2 separate regions of the Homo sapiens genome follow, and region 2 is linked to region 1. The links are chromatin loops, found by intact Hi-C in ENCODE. Cell type or tissue: PC-3. All regions are shown on one strand. Each heading gives the region's core, and the rest is flanking DNA. Links, peaks and the distances in the headings are about the cores only.

Evidence for each region. Peaks named below come from ENCODE experiments on the same cell type or tissue, not always from the same donor. Only the 100,000 strongest peaks of a DNase experiment are listed, where the experiment ranks them.
Region 2: it touches region 1 in a loop (4-fold over the local background); 2 of 110 quality-filtered maps call a loop at or near these places.

Annotation. Positions count from the first base shown.
Region 1 is chr1:197,022,564-197,031,282 of GRCh38, reverse strand. No RefSeq gene overlaps it. Among named protein-coding and RNA genes, the nearest start is that of F13B, 40 kb to the left of the region's middle. In PC-3, for the core only: no CTCF peak of the experiment used is centred there; no DNase peak of the experiment used is centred there.
Region 2 is chr1:197,126,006-197,134,724 of GRCh38, reverse strand. ASPM (assembly factor for spindle microtubules) reads left to right here. Exons shown (of 28, transcript NM_018136.5): 6 at 1,130-1,375; 7 at 2,373-2,440; 8 at 4,669-4,810; 9 at 5,408-5,538; 10 at 6,060-6,235. Among named protein-coding and RNA genes, the nearest start is that of ASPM, 16 kb to the left of the region's middle. In PC-3, for the core only: no CTCF peak of the experiment used is centred there; DNase peaks (open chromatin) are centred at 3,214 and 3,864; H3K4me3 peaks cover 1,466 bases; H3K27ac peaks cover 1,465 bases.

The DNA of each region.
Region 1 (8,719 bases), core at 393-8,392:
TATCAATCAATATAAAAATGAGAATAAATAATTCTAAACAAATAAATCTGTAAACTAGAGAAAGAACAACAAAGAAAGCCAAAGAGAAAAAGGAAGAAATTAATACAACTAAATATAAACCTTAATGAACTAGGAAATACAAAAGTAGTATATAAAAGTCTGAATTTTTAAAAACGATACAATAGAAAGATACAGATGAAACAAATATAAATAACAAGAAATAATACGGAGTAAATAACTTCTCAACTAACTGAAAATTGTCTTCTATACTTATTATTCATTTTTTTTAATCTGAAATGCATATATGTTTGGGAACATGTATTGGGAACACATGTATGTTTCAGCCTTTATTTTACTAGGTGCCTCTGTGGCAGTGAATATTCACTATTCCCTCCTTCTTGGAAAACTGCTTTTTCTTGGCTTCTATCATTCCACTTTCTCCTGGTTATGCTTCTACGTTTCTGATTACTATTCTTGACCTTGTACGTAGTCTTTTTACTCCTACTTCTGCCCATTAAATAAAGTTTGCACTACTTAGGGTTTCATCATCTGCTTTTTGCCCTTCTCAATCCACATCTTTTCCCAAAACTCTTCTCACAGGTTCAGACTCATATGTAACTTCATGAAAGTGAAGTAATAAAAATTGAATTTATGTTACCACTCCCCCGCATCCCCCGCCTCTCTCCCTCTCTGTCTTGGTTTCTTTCTCTCTCTGTCTCTCTCTCTCTCTTCCTCCTCTTGCTATGGATATAATCATTCATCTAATCATGAAGGTTATAAACCTGGCTTTTGTCCTGATTCCTTTATCCACTTGGTTCCTATACCACTTTTATTCAATCACTAAATCCAGCTAATTTTACCTCTGAAATAATTCTTGAATTTACAGTTTCTTTCATTTTTGCTATCATGACTGTGGTTCAGGTTCTCATAGTCTTACTCTTGGACTAATGAAATTAGCCTACTCCAAATTTATCTATCTGCCTCTAGTCTTGCTTCTTCTCTGAATCATATTTCACATGACTTTCAGAATTATCTACTAAATGCAAACTTTCTTCATCTCTATTCTATCTAAAACCCTACAAAATCTCTGCATTCTCTTTAGGACAAGCCTACTTTTTATTCTAGCATGCAGGTCCTCTGTAAATTGTCTCTTTTCTATCACATTGCTCTTATTACAGTGTGCTCTTTATCCTCAACAATATAAGCTTACTTAATATTTCTCTTCATACAAAATGTGCTTTTTCATCTCTGCATATTGGTAGTTTGATTTCTTCTGCCAAGAATGTTATACTCATCCCCAACAACTCTCACTCAGCTACTGAGAGTCAGATCACAGTCATCTCTTTCAGGAAACCATTCCTGACTCTCCTTCCTCCAGATTGGATGATATGCTCATCAACCCTCCTTGAACACATTTACATTGTGTCATTTCTCATTATATATATTATATATGCAGTTGTGTATAACATGCATGCATATATATTATATATGCATATATTAATTACTATTCAATTAATAATGCCTTTTAATTGTGTATTTAATAATGCATATTAATTAATAATGCATATATTAATATATATTTGTACTATGTATATATAAAACACACACATATATATATAGTTGTTTGAACAAAATCTTTTTTTTTGTTTTTAACTTGGGTTTTTCAAAAACGTTATTGTGGTAAGAAAACTTATATGAGATCCACCCTATAAAAAATTTTAAGTGCACAATATAGTATTTTTGACTATAGGTACAATGTTGTACAGCAGATCTCTAGAGCTTATTAATCCAGTTTATCTCAAACTTTATGCCTATTGACTAGTAACTCCTCATTTTCCCCTCTTCCTCCCCCAGTAACCACCATTCTACTTTTTGATTCTGTGATTTTGACTATATTAGTTACCTCATGTAAGTGTAATCATGCAGTATTTGTCTTTCTGTGTCTCACAGTGTATTGAAAAGTTCTGCTTATGACTATCTCCACAAGCACCTTAGTGCCTTGAAAGAGGAAAGCGTGTTTTACATTTTCATCCTCTAATGCTGATGCAGTCCGTTGCATATGCTAGCTACATTGTTTCCTGAGTAAAACTGAAAATCATCACAATCGCTTAAAATTTCTATTTAAAAGTATTTCTATTTAAAACTTTTAATGTAATTATAACACTAATTATATAGTCACTAAACATTTTCTCTATTAACTAGATACCTAACATTTTCCTTTCTCTGTTGCCTCCTTACTCTGCCTTTTGCATTTCTTTTTTTTTGACAAAGTCTTGCTCTGTCACTCAGACTGGAGTGCAGTGGTGCCATCGCAACTCACAGCAGCCTCAATCTCCTGAGCTTAACTAATACTCCCACTTCAGCCTCCCTAGTAGCTGGAACCACACGTGTGTGCCACCACACCTGGTTAATTTTTGTGTTTTTTGTAAAGATGGGGTTTTGCCCTGTTGCCCAAGCTGGTCTTGAATTCCTGAGCTCAAGCAATCTGTCTGCCTTAGCCTCCCAAAGTGCTGGGATTACAAGCATAAGCTACCATGTGGGCCAGTTTTTCTTTTTTATTTACCCATATTTAAGGAAAGAAAACAAGGAATATATACATAATAATTCTTTACAATACTGATATTAAGCATTACTCCCAATAGCCAAGATATAGAAACAACCTAAGTGTCTGTCCATAAATGAAGAAAGAAAATGTGGCCAGTCTGGTGGCCCACACCTGTAATCCCAGCACTTTGGGAGTCCGAGGGAGGAGGGTTGCGTGAAGCCAGGAGTTCGAGGCTAGCTTGGGCAACATCGTGAGACCTCATCTCTACAAAAAATAAAAAAATTAGCTGGGCATGGTGGTGCTCATCTGTAGTCCCAGCTACTCAGGAGGCTGAGGAGGGAGGATTGATTGAGCCTGGGAGTTCAAGGCTGCAGTGAGCTAAGATCATACGACTACACTGCAACAGAGTGAAACCGAGTCTCCAAAAAAAAAAAAATAAATAAAATAAAAGAGAAAGAAAAATGTAACATATACATACAATTAAATATTATTCAGCCTTAAAAAAGAAGGAAATCCCGTTGGTTGCAACATGATGATTTGAAGATTCTAGAGGATATTAATATTATGTTAAGTGAAATAAACAGAAAAAAAGTGAAAAAAAAACAGAAAGAAAAATACTGTATGATGTCACTTATATGTGGAATTTTGAAAACATGAACTCATAGAAACCAAGAGTTGAAGAGTAGTTACCAGGAGTCAGAAGTGGGAGAAAAGGGAAGCTGTTGGTCAAACTGTATAAACTTACAGTTATAAGATGACTAAATTCAGAGACCTTTTGTACAGCATGATGACTACAGTTAATAATAATATATTGCATACCTGATATTTACCAAGAGAGTAGATCCTAAATATTCTCACCACAAACGAAAGGTAAGTATGTGAGGTAACAGGTATATTAGTTAGCTTGATTGTGGTAGTCATTTCACCATGTGCACATAGATCAAAACATCACGTTGTACATCTTGAATATATTTAATTTTATTTGTCAGTTATGTATCAATAAAGCTGAAGAAAAGAGTAGTACTTGATTGCATGTACTGAACAATCAGGCCTGTTAATAATTTAATATTGTTTGTGCTAGTAGTTGTGGTTACCTCAATATATATTGTGCACAGTAAACTTGTAGCACCAGAGTTGTCAGAGTAAACATCAGCACCTCGAGAGGATAAAAAAAATTGATTTCTGTCTGGACACAGTGACTCATGCCTGTAATCCCAACACTTTGGGAGGCCGAGATGGGCGGATCACTTGAGGAGTTTCAGACCAGCCCGGCCAACATGGTAAAACCCTACCTCTAATAAAAATACAAAAAATTAGCCAGGCGCGGTGGTGTGTGCCTATAATTCCAGCTACTCAGGAGACTGAGGCACAAGAATCACTTGAACCCAGGAGGTGGAAGTTGCAGTGAGCAGAGATGGTGTCACTGTACTTTAGCCTGGGTGACAGAGGGAGACTCCTTCTCAAAAAAAAAAAAAAAGAAAAGAAAAGAAAGAAAGAAAAAGAAAAAGAAAAAAGAAAAAAGAAAAAAAAATGTATTTCCTTTTTGGAAAATGAACACTGCCACCTTATGTGAGGGTATATACTAAATCACTCTTTGCTTCAATAAAAATAAGCAAATATTGCTGAGATAAGAGCTTTATTTAACATTTGATCAAAACCTTTTATTAGAAGTGTTTCTGTACTCCAGACTTACTTCTTTATAAATTCTCCCTTTTGTGATTGAATGTATATACTCTTAATTTTCCTAAAAATTCATGATATTTCAAAGAATGAAATCTAAATATTTTCCCACTTTTCCATATATTATTAGAAGTAATTTTGTTCAAAGTGCTGTTGAAATCCACATGTGACCCATGACATGCTGAGATACAACCATCTGCAAACTTTATAAAAAGAAAAGGAGTTCAAAATAATTTGTCAAACATCTATTTAGACAATTTTCCCTCCACTACTTTATACTTCTGTTTAACCTATATTTATTATTAATCTATCATTAGCTTTTGTCTGCATAAAAATGTACATTTGAAAGATGAGCCTTTAAGTTTTATTAATATAATTTTAGTGTTACTATGAGTAGTACTTGTTTTATTACATATTCGGAGCTCTATTTTAGTAAGAAAAATTAACAGATTTCTAAATCACAATTTAAACTTTTAACTACATTCATTTTTAAACATACATTTGCTTATATTTCTGGTTATATTATTTTAGTTATAGAAACAAAAAAAAAAGCCCAAATAGCCAAAGCAATGCTGAGAAAAAAAAAAACAAAACAGAAAACAAACAAACAAAAAACAAAACAAAAGGCATCACATTACCTGACTCCAAACCACACTATAAGGCTACATTAATCAAAACTGCATGTCACTGGTACAAAGACAGACATATACACCAATGGAACAGAAGGATCCCAGAAATGAAGCTGAAGCTGTACACCTACAAACCATTTGATCTTTGAAAAAGTTCACAAAAATAAACAATGGGGGAAAGGATGCCCTATTTAATAAATGGTGCTGAGATACCTGGCTAGCTATGCAGAAGAATGAAACTAGACCCCTAATCTTACCCTATATACAAAAATTAACTCAAGATGGAGTAAAGATTTAAATGTAAGACCTCAAACTATAAAAACCTTAGAAGAAAACCTAGGAAATACTATTTTGGACATCAACCTTGGCAAATAATTTATGACTAAGTCCTCAAAAGCAATTGCAACAATACCAAAAATGGACAAGTGGGGCCTAGTTAAACTGAAAAGCTTCCTTCACAGCAAAACAGCAACAACAGCAAACACATCAACAGGGTAAACAGACAACCTACAGAATGGAAGAAACTATTCACAAGCTATGCATGTGCCAAAGTTTTAACATCAGAATCTGTAAGAAACTTAATTCAACAAACAAAGTAACCCCATTATAAAATGGGCAAAGGACATGAACAGATACTTCTCAAAAGAATATACACAATCAGTCATAAACATGAAAAAACTCCCAACATTACTAATCATCAGAGAAATGCAAATCAAAATCACAATGAGATGCCATCTCACATGAGTAAGAATGCTTATTATTAAAAAGTAAAAAAATAACAGATGCTGGTGAGTCTGTGGAGAAAAGGGAACACTTATATCCTGTTGGTGGGAGTGTAAATTACTTTAGCCACTGTGGAAAGCAGTTTGGCAATTTCTCAAAGAACTTAAAATAGGACTACCATTCGACCCAGCAATCTCATTACTGGATATATACTTGAAGAGCTATAAATCATCCTACCATAAAGACAAATGCATGCATATGTTCATCAAAGCATTATTCACAATAGCAAAGATATGGAATCAATGTAGGTGCCCATCCATGGTGGATTGGATAAAGAAAATGTGGTACATACACACCATGGAATATTATGCAGCCACAAAAAGAAAAAAAACTGTGTCCTTTGCAGCAACATGGATGCAGCTAGAGGCCATTATCCTAAGTGAATTAACACAGGAACAGAAAACCAAATACTATATATTCTTACTTATAAGTGGGAGCTAAATATCGAGTACTTACGGACACACAGAGAGCAACAATAAATACTGCAGATTACTAGGGAGGGGAGAAAGGGAAGAGGGAAAGGGCTGAAAAACTACCTATTGGGTTCTATGTTCACTACCTGGGTGACGGAATCATTCATATGGCAAACTTCAGCATCACACAATACGCCCATGTAACAAATCTGCACATGTACCCCCTAAACCTAAAATAAAAGTTGAAATTAAAAAAAAAGAAATCATGAAAGTCCCTACTCTGTCAGATTCTTAGTTTTCAATGTACACAAACACACCAAATGAAAGTAGAGTCTGGGGTATTAAGATACAGTAATGGGCGTGCTCAGTTAATATCCCCAGGACAGTTACGTGACATGTTCAGTACTTTTGCCAAGGGGGTAGAGCCTTAATCACAACAAAGTGGTGGGGTACTAAGCAGACAAAAACAAGATAGAGTAGGATTGTTTAGCAGTGCTGAGTCATGAATTTTTAGAGATACTAATCTTTTTTTTTTTTTTGCCTTTCTTTACAACACTTGGCTGCTTATGTACATAAATGGAGAAGATGGATGTGTAAGTTTATTCAGCCATGAGTATTTGCTAGACTGTGCAATCAAAAGGAAAGTGGGGCAAGAGATTTAAGGTTGCTTGCAAAAGAATTATTTGGAATGTGAGCTATTTAATTTGAAGAGAGACATGAAGAAAGAGTAAATACTGGAGACTACTAAAGGATGTGAGAAAGTAGTAGGGGCATTAAGTTAAAAGTATCAATGTGTTAAAACAGTATTTCCATGGAAGTGTGAGTAAGCTAGTCAGAAGAAATAAATATGGTAATTAATGAGCAGAATATATGAATTTGTGACTTTGGAAATTGAGGAGTTTCAGATGATGGGAAAGACTGTACTTTGGCAATAGGAACATAAAGTCGAGAAAAGTGGCAACAGAGATGAGGCAATAAAGGATTGAGAAGCAAATTTGTTGAGTGGTACAACAAAGCAGATATTAATGCTAACAGAGATGAAAGGATTTGGAGTGAGGAAGAAAACTGAGCCAGGAGGTACTAGTAATTAGTGATTGAGGGGGAAAGTTCAGAACATTTACCGATGACACCAGTATTAGCCTTTTTTCACACTGCTATAAAGAGCTACTGGAGACTGAGTAATTTATAAAGGAAAAAGATTTAATTGATTCACAATTCTGCATGGGTGGGGAGGCCTCAGAACTTACAATCATGGCAGAAGGTAAAGGGGAAGCAAGGGCCTTTTCATATAGCAGCAGGGGAGAGAGAGAGAGAGAGAGAGAGAGACAGCAAGGAAGTACCACACTATAAAACCATTAGCTCTCATGAGAACTCACTCACTATCATGAGAACAGCATGTGGGAAACCACCCCCATGGTCCAATCACCTCTCACCAGGTCCCTCTCTTGACATGTAGGGATTACAATTTCAGATGAGATTTGGGTGGGGACACAGAATCAAACGATATCATTCCACCCCTGGTCTCTTCCAAATCTCATGTCCTTTTCACATTTCAGAACCAATCATGCCTTCCCAACAGTCGCCCAAAGTCTTAACACATTCCAGCATTAACTCAAAAGTCCAATTCCAAAGTCTCATCTGACAAAGCAAGTCCCTTCTGACCATGAGCTGTTAAAATCAAACAAGTTAGTTACTTCCAAGATACAATGGGGGTACAGGCACTGGGTAAATGTTCTCATTCCAAATGGAAGAACTTGGCCAAACCAAAGGGGCTGCAGGCCCCATGCAAATCTGAAAACTGGCAGGGCACTTATTAAATCTTAAAGCACCAAAATAAACTCCTTTGATTCCGTGTCTCACATCCAAAACACAATGATGCAAGAGGTGGGCTCCCAAGGCCTTGGGCTGCTCTGCCCCTGTGGCTTTGCAGGGTACAGCCCCCGCAGCTTATTTCACAGGCTGGTGTTGAGTGCCTGCGACTTTTCTGGTGCACAATGCAAGCTGTTGGTGGATATACCATTCTGGGATCTAGAGGGTGGTAACCGTATTCTCACAGCTCCACTAGGCAGTCTCCCAGTGGGGACTCTGTGTGGAAGCTCCAACCCCATGTTTCCCTTCTGCATTGCCCTAGTAGAGATTCTCCATGAGGGCTCTGCTCCTGCAGCAGACTTCTGGCTGGTCATCAAGGCATTTCCATACATCCTCTGAAATTTAGGCAGAGGCTCTCAAAGCTCAACTCTTATCTTCTGCACACCTGCAGCCCCAACACTTGGAAGCCACCAAGGCTTGGGGCTTGCATCCTCTGAAGAAACAGCCCAAGATGTACCTCGATCCGTTTTAGCCACTGCTGGAGCTGGAGTGACTGGGACACAAGGGGCCATGTCCCAAGGCTGCACAGAGTAGCAGGGCCCTGGGCCCAGCCCACAAAACCATTTTTCCCTCCTGGGCTTCCAGGCTTGTGATGGGAGGGGCTGCCGTGAAGATCTCCGAAATGCTCAGGAGACATTTTCTCCCTTGTCTTGATTATTAACATTTGGCTGTTTGTTATGCAAATTTCTGCAGCAGGCTTGAATTTCTCCCCAGAAAATGGATTTTTCTTTCCTATTGCATGGTCAGGCTGCAAATTTTCCAAATTTTATGGTCTGCTTCCCTTTTAAACATAAGTCCCA
Region 2 (8,719 bases), core at 538-8,537, 100 kb before region 1:
AACATTTCAGTGTTTGTTCTGGAAAAGAGAAAACTTGGGAAAGGGACCAGGTAGAGATGTGCCTTTCAAACATTTGAAGTGTTTTCTTGTGAAAGAGAAGGAAACTTAACTTTTGTGCAGCTCTTGCTTAGAAATTATAGGGATCAATTTCAGCTGAAGATAAGGAAAAATTCTTATGAATGTTTAAATTGTCAAATCATCATATAGGCTAACTTTTAAAGTGATGATTTTCCTATTCTGGTGTTCAGACAGACACTGATTTATTTTTGTCAGAGAAGCGCGTGTATAGGATTTTTTTTCTTTTTTGCTGTTGGAGACAAGGTCTCACTCCCTCACCCAGTCTGGAGTGCATTGGTGTGATCACAGGTCACTGCAGCCTCCACTTCCCAGGCTCAAGCAATCTTGCTCCCTCAAACTCCTGAGTAGTTGTGACTACCAGTGCACGCCACCATGCCTGGCTAGTTTTTTTTTTTTATTATTTTTTATTTTTGAATAGAAGAGTTCTTGCTATGTTGCCAGAGTTGGTCTTGAACTCCTAGGCTCGAGGAATTCACTTGCCTTGGCCTCCCAAAAGGCTGGGATTACAGGTGTGAGCAATTGTACCTGGCTGGATTTTTGTATTAAAAGGGTCTTTGAATTAGATGCTCTCTAAGCAGTGATCTTAGAGATCACTTAAAAAAAAAGAAAAAAGTTGTTTCTTTTCCAAAAGGGAGCAAAGCCCCATTTTTCGTTCTTTTCTTAAAAGAAAATGTGTTTTATAAAAGATTAAATTACATTTCAAAATTCAATTGGTTTTTAAAAATTATATTCCTTAGAAACTTGACTTTTATTAATTTATAAAAAGGATGGGAACAGATAAACCAGTGAGGAAGTTAATTCATTAGTCCGGATTAGAGATAATCATGTTTGAATTTGTGATAGTAGAGGCGGTGAAAAGTGGCTAGACTTGGAATACATTTTGCAGGTAGAGCTAACAGGTTGCGATGATAGATTGGCCTAAGGAGTAAGCTTGGAGTGGGTGAGGAATAGATTATGTTTTTACCGTCTGAAATTGCATTTTATTGCTGGATTTAAGAATATGTAGAGATATTGTTTAACCAGAAACATTCTTTCTTTTGTTTTTACCCAGTAAATGCTGCTACTCTTCTTTTGGGAATAGAGAATCAACATAAAATAAGTGTTCCTAGAGCACCTACAAAAGAGGAAATGTCTCTCAGAGCTTATACTGCTCGGTGTAGGTTAAACAGACTACGTCGTGCAGCATGCCGTTTGTTTACTTCTGAAAAAATGGTTAAAGCTATTAAAAAGCTTGAAATTGAAATTGAAGCTAGGCGGTTAATTGTTCGAAAAGATAGACACCTATGGAAAGATGTGGGTAAGAAGACTGCAGAAATCTTGACATTAATTCTTTAAAAACATTCAAGAGATTTTGTGTTTTTTTCCCCCGGCTTTATTGACATATAATTGACAGGTAAAACTGGCATATATTTAAGGTATACAACATGATGTTGATATATGTATATATTATTAAATGATTATAACAATCAAGCTAATTAATGTATCTACTCACATAGTTACCTTCTTGTGTGTATGTGTGGTGAAAACATTTAAGAAGTACTCTCAGCAAATTTCAAGTATACAAGTCACTGTTATTAACTATAGTCGTCATGGTGTACATTCGATCTCCAGAATTTATTCATCCTGCGTAACTGAGACTTTATACTCCTTTGACAACATCGCCCCAGTCCCTCTACCCCATTCTCTGGCAACCACCATTCTCTGTGCTTCTATAAATTCAACTTGTTTAGATTTCACATATAAATGAGATCATACAGTATTTGTTTTTCTATGCTTAGGCTATTTCAGTTTGCATAATATCCTCCAGATTGATCCATGTTATCACAAGTGACAGGATTTTCATTTTTAAGACTGAATAGTACTTCATTATATATAAATATATATATATTTATCATATATATTTATTTGTATATATACGTACACACACATACACATACCCCACATTTTCTTTATCCACTTATTCACTAATGGACACTTAGATTGATTCCATATCTTGGATATTGTGGATAATGCTGCAATGAACATAAGAATGCAGGTATCTCTTCCAGATACTGATGTCCCCAAGAGATTTTGTATTTCAAAACTAGGTATACATGCTTTAGCTTTGCTGCCAAAAATCCCACATACTTGAATATGATCATGTATATTTAAGACTATAAGTGTATTTTATTTAAATTAACTTATTTCATATAAGCAAGTATTTTTTTCCCACTGATATACTCTCCTTGAAGTTTTATTTCTTGTCTCTATTTGATTATCAATTTGAACTTATTTGCCTTTGACATGCATTTCAGGAGAACGTCAGAAAGTCCTGAATTGGCTGTTGTCCTACAATCCTTTGTGGCTTCGAATTGGTCTAGAGGTAAGCATATATTTCAGGTTTCTAAAATAATATTTTTTTATTATATACTTTTTGTAGAATAGACTCATTTTATTACAATGTAGTTTTACTTATAAAAGTTGAAAGTCATTAGGTTAGCTTGATTCATCTTTTAGTATAAAATGTAATACCCGTTAATAAATGCTTATTAGGTAAATAGACTATGCCATTATATATTATTACACCATATTGTAATACAACATTTTACTGTACAGTCTCTTTAAACATAATTTGGTGTTGCACGTAATGACAACTATAGTAAACTCATTTTTGCAAATTTACAAATGCCAAAACGAGGCTGCTGTGAATACATTTTCTAATTTAAATTTCTTAAAACCCAGTGAAGTATGTATTATTATTTCCACTTCACTAACGAAACAGAAGCTTAGATGTTAAAGTGACTTGCCCTGGCCAGGTGTGGTGGCTCATGCTGTAATCCGAGCACTTTGGGAGACTGAGGTGAGCTGATCGTGAGGTCAGGAGATGGAGACCATCCTGGCTAACATGGTGAAACCCTATCTCTACTAAAAATACAAAAAAATCAGCCAGGCGTGATGGTGGGCGCGTGTAGTCCCAGCTACTTGGGAGGCTGAGGCAGGAGAATGAGGGGAACCCGGGAGGTGGAGCTTGCAGTTAGCCGAGATCGCACGACTGCACTCCAGCCTGGGCCTGGGTGACAGAGCGAGACTCCTTCTCAAAAAAAAAAAAAGTGACTTGCCCTATGCCAATTATTTGGTCAGGAGTTGAACCTATACCAATCTGATTAAATAGTACTCATAAAAATGTCATCAGGATTTGCATTCTTTACATAGTTCTTGGCTCTGTAATACCTAGAATGTTGAAACTGACTGAATTAGAAAGATACTATTAGTAATTGGCTGTTTAAAGACATTTTTATTAAAAGTATCTTTTGTGCGTCTGTATTCTTTAGTTTTTTGCTAGTATGCTTTCACATTTTTTCTAGGTTTCTTACCTTCTTAATGTAGGGTCTCCCATTACTATTTCAGTTTATTCCAGGTTTTGGAATAGAAGAGTCTTTGGGACCGAACAGGATCTTTGTAATAATCTGGCTTTTATATACCAATAAATTGAGGCCCAGAGAGAATAAATAATAAGCTTACTGTGGTTACACAGCATTGTGGTGTCATTGCTGGGATTTCTTATTTCAATTCCAGTGTCCTTTCCCTTTAAATAGTTGGCAAGTTACAGATCAACTAGCTCTGCTTCACATATGAAAGAATTCTGGAACCTCAATTGAAATAGAGCCCCCCATATTTGGGACATAGCTTTTTTGTGGCAAAAATAAAATCAAGAACTTTGTGTGGAACCTTGCAATGCTTTTTAAAACCTCTTGGATGTAATTTGTATCATCTCCACCCACATTCCATTGGCCAAAGCACATTATGTAGCTAAGCACAAACTAGTTAGGAATGTATTAACCTCCCACAAGTCACAGCAAATTTATGGCAGGTGGTGGGGATGTATAATCTTTTTACAGGTACCTTATTACTACACCCTAGGATTCTTTAAATAAATGTACGTGAGGATTTTAAGAAAATTTCAAAGGCCAAAAAAAGTAAATAAAGTTAAATTCCTCTATTTTGGTAGGTAATAATTAATACTTTTCCATGCTTTAATCTTTATATTTTGTCAATGTAGGGTTGCAGAATTTGATATTTTTTAAGTTTTTCCTAATTGCTTTAAAAATTATTAATAAGCATGCTAATGTTAAACTAATTTTATATTTAAATCATTGATTATAAACAGACCTGTGCTTTCCAAATTATCTTGGATGATTTGCAGATGTTTTCTACATTGATAACTATCATAAAAATTTGAATATTTAGGTTTCTGTTATAACTTCACGATGTACTTAATGGGACAGTTATAAATAAATTTGAACAACATGCCTATATTTGATAGTTCTTTAACTTAAATGAAAAAATTAAAATGGGAATGTTGCTCGTCAGATGATTAAGACTTATCTTAGTCCTGAGCTTTGTCTTTTTGCATTGCAACGTATACTATATACAATAAGATATACATAAATCATATATGCATAGTTTAAAGAAGTTATTTAGCAAATAACCATGTCATTTAGAAAGTAGAACATTGCCAGTTCCTTAGGTTATGGTCTGCCATTCCTCAGTCACTTCCCTTTGTTTCTTAGAGATAGCATAATTCTGACTTTGGCTTTAATTTATTTTCAGACAACTTATGGAGAACTCATATCTTTGGAAGATAACAGTGATGTCACAGGGTTGGCTATGTTTATTCTGAATCGCCTACTTTGGAATCCTGATATAGCAGCTGAGTATAGACACCCCACTGTTCCTCACCTGTATAGAGATGGTAAGTATCTCTGCCTCTCCTACATTCTCTCCACATTATACATGAATGGCTTATTGTCATTCTTCCTGTTTCTGTTTACATTTTCCTTTCTCAAAGAAACCAATCTAAATAAGTCTCTGCTTCTAGTACTCTCCCTTCCTCCACCCTCATTCCCCGTTAATTCCTCCATCACTATTTATAATTCTATCTGTTGTCTCTACCCATCCTCTCCCCCCAGTAGGTTGTAAGTCCTATGGGGGTCATGTTTGTTGTAATTTGGTACTGTATATCTAACACCTACGATGGTGCCTGCATGTAGTAGGTGTTCATTAAATATTTGTTGAGTAAGACCAACTAAATCTCTTGATGCCTCTGTGCCTGTTTCCTCATCTATGAATTGAAAATATTAAGTGGTGCATACTTGTCCCATAGAGATATTGGGAGGATTAAATGGATTTATACACATAAAGCACTAAAAAAGGCACATAGTGTTTTATTTGTGCTTGCTACCCTACACTTTTTGTTTTACTAACACCTTATTATTATTATTATCATATTTTAAGATGAAACCTACCTTTCATAGATTAACTTGCTGTGCTTTTTTGTACTTTATTTAAGGTCATGAAGAAGCTTTGTCCAAGTTTACATTGAAAAAGTTATTGTTGTTGGTCTGTTTTCTTGATTATGCTAAAATTTCCAGACTCATTGATCATGATCCTTGTCTCTTCTGTAAAGATGCCGAATTCAAGGTATGCTTTTCATTGTATGCTTTATATTTTATATTTCCCATTTACGACTTTTGCTTGCTTTCATGGTATGTTTTCTCTTTAGAAAAAAAATTAGTTTTCCAAAGAATAATACTCAGAGGAGTAAAATAGGAATGCCTGTCTGGTGAGTCCCATCAGTAATTCTAACCATCCCTCGTTTTTATTGGTTTACCTTTCATCAGCACATTATCATTACTCTTAATTTTGACTTGAAAATGGATTAAACTATGCTTCTGAAGATTTAATTTTTGAGAAAATTTCTTCCCTAATTTTGATGTAGTATATAATCAAGTTAATGCTAGTTTTTATAGTGTATTATTATGAGCAACTTTTAGAAAGATCTTAAGTTGGAAATATGTATGAAGTTTGCATTATTAATGTATAATATGAAACTTTTTATATTATTTTATTTTTATATGTACAGAATGATTTGGAGGATTTGTTTTTATTATAAGCAAAATTATAATATTGGAATATAATATCTGGAACTTATTTCTTTATAGGCTAGTAAAGAAATCCTTTTGGCTTTTTCACGAGATTTCCTAAGTGGTGAAGGTGACCTTTCCCGTCACCTTGGCTTATTGGGATTACCTGTTAACCATGTTCAGACACCATTTGATGAATTTGATTTTGCCGTTACAAATCTTGCCGTAGACTTGCAATGTGGAGTGCGCCTTGTGTACGTATAAGAAATAGAATTATTTTGCTTAATGGAATAGACTAACATTTTCTGGAAAACACTTTTTTTGTAATTATTCAATCTTGCTCTTTCAAGTAGTACAATAAATTTAGTACTGAAAAAAATTGAGGTTTTTTTTTTTTTTTCAGGGAAGTGGTACATCAATGTTATGTCCAGAAACCTTGTCTCCTATCCACACCTTTTTTCCTGATGGCATGTGACTGGGACTCATGGATAATAATTACTGATGTCTCAGAATAGGAGTTGGGAAGACCATTAAACTAATTAAAATATCAAACATTGAAATAACACTTTTTTTTTTTTTTGAGACGGAGTCTTGCTCTGTTGCCCAGTCTGGAGGGCACTGGCAAGGTCTCGGCTCACTGCAAGCCTACCTCCTGGGTTCACGCCATTCTCCTGCCTCAGCCTCCGGAGTAGCTGGGACTGCAGGTGCCCACCACCACGCCCAGCTAATTTTTTGTATTTTTAGTAGAGACGGGGTTTCACCGTGTTAGCCAGGATGGTCTCGATCTTCTGACCTCGTGATCCGCCTGCCTCGGCCTCCCAAAGTTCTGGGATTACAGGCATGAGCCACCGTGCCTGGCCAAAATGACACTTTTTATTGACAGTGGTTTCATGAATTTTATATCATTTGAGACCATTTTTAGTAGTATTAACCTTGTTTTACATATGAGGAAAATAAGATGAAGTGGTAGAATAGATTGCCCAAGTTTTCCACAGTGGAATTGAGACATAAACTCATGAAATCTGACTTCAAATTACACAATATTTCCTCAATAACAAACTGGAATGCTCAAAATTGGCTTTGGTATGTATGATGGATAGCCAGTTTTGCTTAGAAGGAATGGCCTTTAGCATTTTGCCATGATTGGCCTCTTCAGGGTATCTGGGTTGGAGATACTCATTTTATTTCTAGGGAACTCTCCAAAATATATATTATATCCTTATCAAGGAAGCACTTTTGGGGTCAAGGCAAGAGATTTCTTTAAAGCAATGAAAGTTTTTTTCTCTGTGTATTTAGGAAGTTGCTATGCCTCAAAACAGCTAGTTAAATGTTGACGTATGGGGAGCACAGATTTAATGGTCTTTATAAAATATCTCTGCTACAGTAAAACTTAACAAACTCTTTAGCTGACCCTGGTACATTTTTGTCAGATTTTAAATTGCTTGTATTGTAGCTAAAATTAATTGCAGGCAGTCTTCATGTTAAAATTCATGTTGTCTAAAACTCAACTGAATAGGAAAGAAGCTATTTGGATATACTTTTTAATTTCTTTGTTTCGACTAGAGATAACTTTAGAGTATAAACTAGAAAACCTTATATCCATGTTTCATGGAGACCAATTGAAAGAACTGTGAATATTTAGAGAAATAGAACAGAAGAGAAAACTCTGGGGCATAAATGTTTTAAGATATTTGAAGAACTGTCTTATAATAAAAGGTGATTAAATTGTTTATTGCCAAGCAAAATAAGTATGCATGAACAATGAAAATTTCAGGAAGATGAATGTGGGTTTGGTTTAAAAACTTGCCAATATTCAGACGTGTCTTTATCAAACAACCAGTTCACAGTGTTGGAAGGTTCAAGCAGAGGTCAGAGGACCGCTTGGCCAGAATGGAGGAATTCTTTGACATTTATGAGGACAAGATCCTAGATTTTTATGAATCTCCGGTTTTTGAAAAACAGTTTACATGTCCCTTGCCTTCTTTTAGGCTAAATTTCCATGAACATTCTTTTCTTTCTGATCAGTATTCTCACAAGTTAATAGTCTTTTTACTGCAGCTTTGTCTCACTTTAGCAGTTCCATATGAGCTAAGATCATTTTGCTTAAAATATTTCACATTTTTTTAGTTGGTTAATTTGTTTATTTAATAAATTCAAGCTACCACATCAATATTCTGGCCAATAGGAATTGTTTTTATACTTTTTCCACTTTCTAGGAGGAACAAGGATTGGTTTAATGTTCAGTGCTATTTTTCCACAAAGAAAGTCCCCCTCCCTTTTTTTTTTTTTTTTTTTTTTTTTTTTGAGACAGAGTCTCACTCTGTCACCCAGGCTGGCGTGCAGTGGCACGATCTCGGCTCACTGCAGCCTCTGCCTCTGTGTTCTAGCGATTCTCCTGCCTCAGCTCCATGAGTAGCTGGGACTATAGGTGTGCACCACCATGCCTATTTAATTTTTGTATTTTCAGTGGAGACGGGGTTTCACCATGTTGGTCAGGCTGGTCTTGAACTCCTGACCTCAGGTGATCCACCCACCTCAGCCTCCCAAAATGTTGGGATTACAGGCGTGAGCCACCGCGGCTGGCCAGAAAGCCCATTTTTATGCTTTTACAGGAGTTACTGAGGATTTAGCACTGTTGGATGTTGATGTTATTTAGTCGGTTAGGAATTCTAAGTAGTTAAGAGATCAATCTTGTATAACCAAATTTCTGTTTTGATAAGTGTCAGCAAAATGACTGT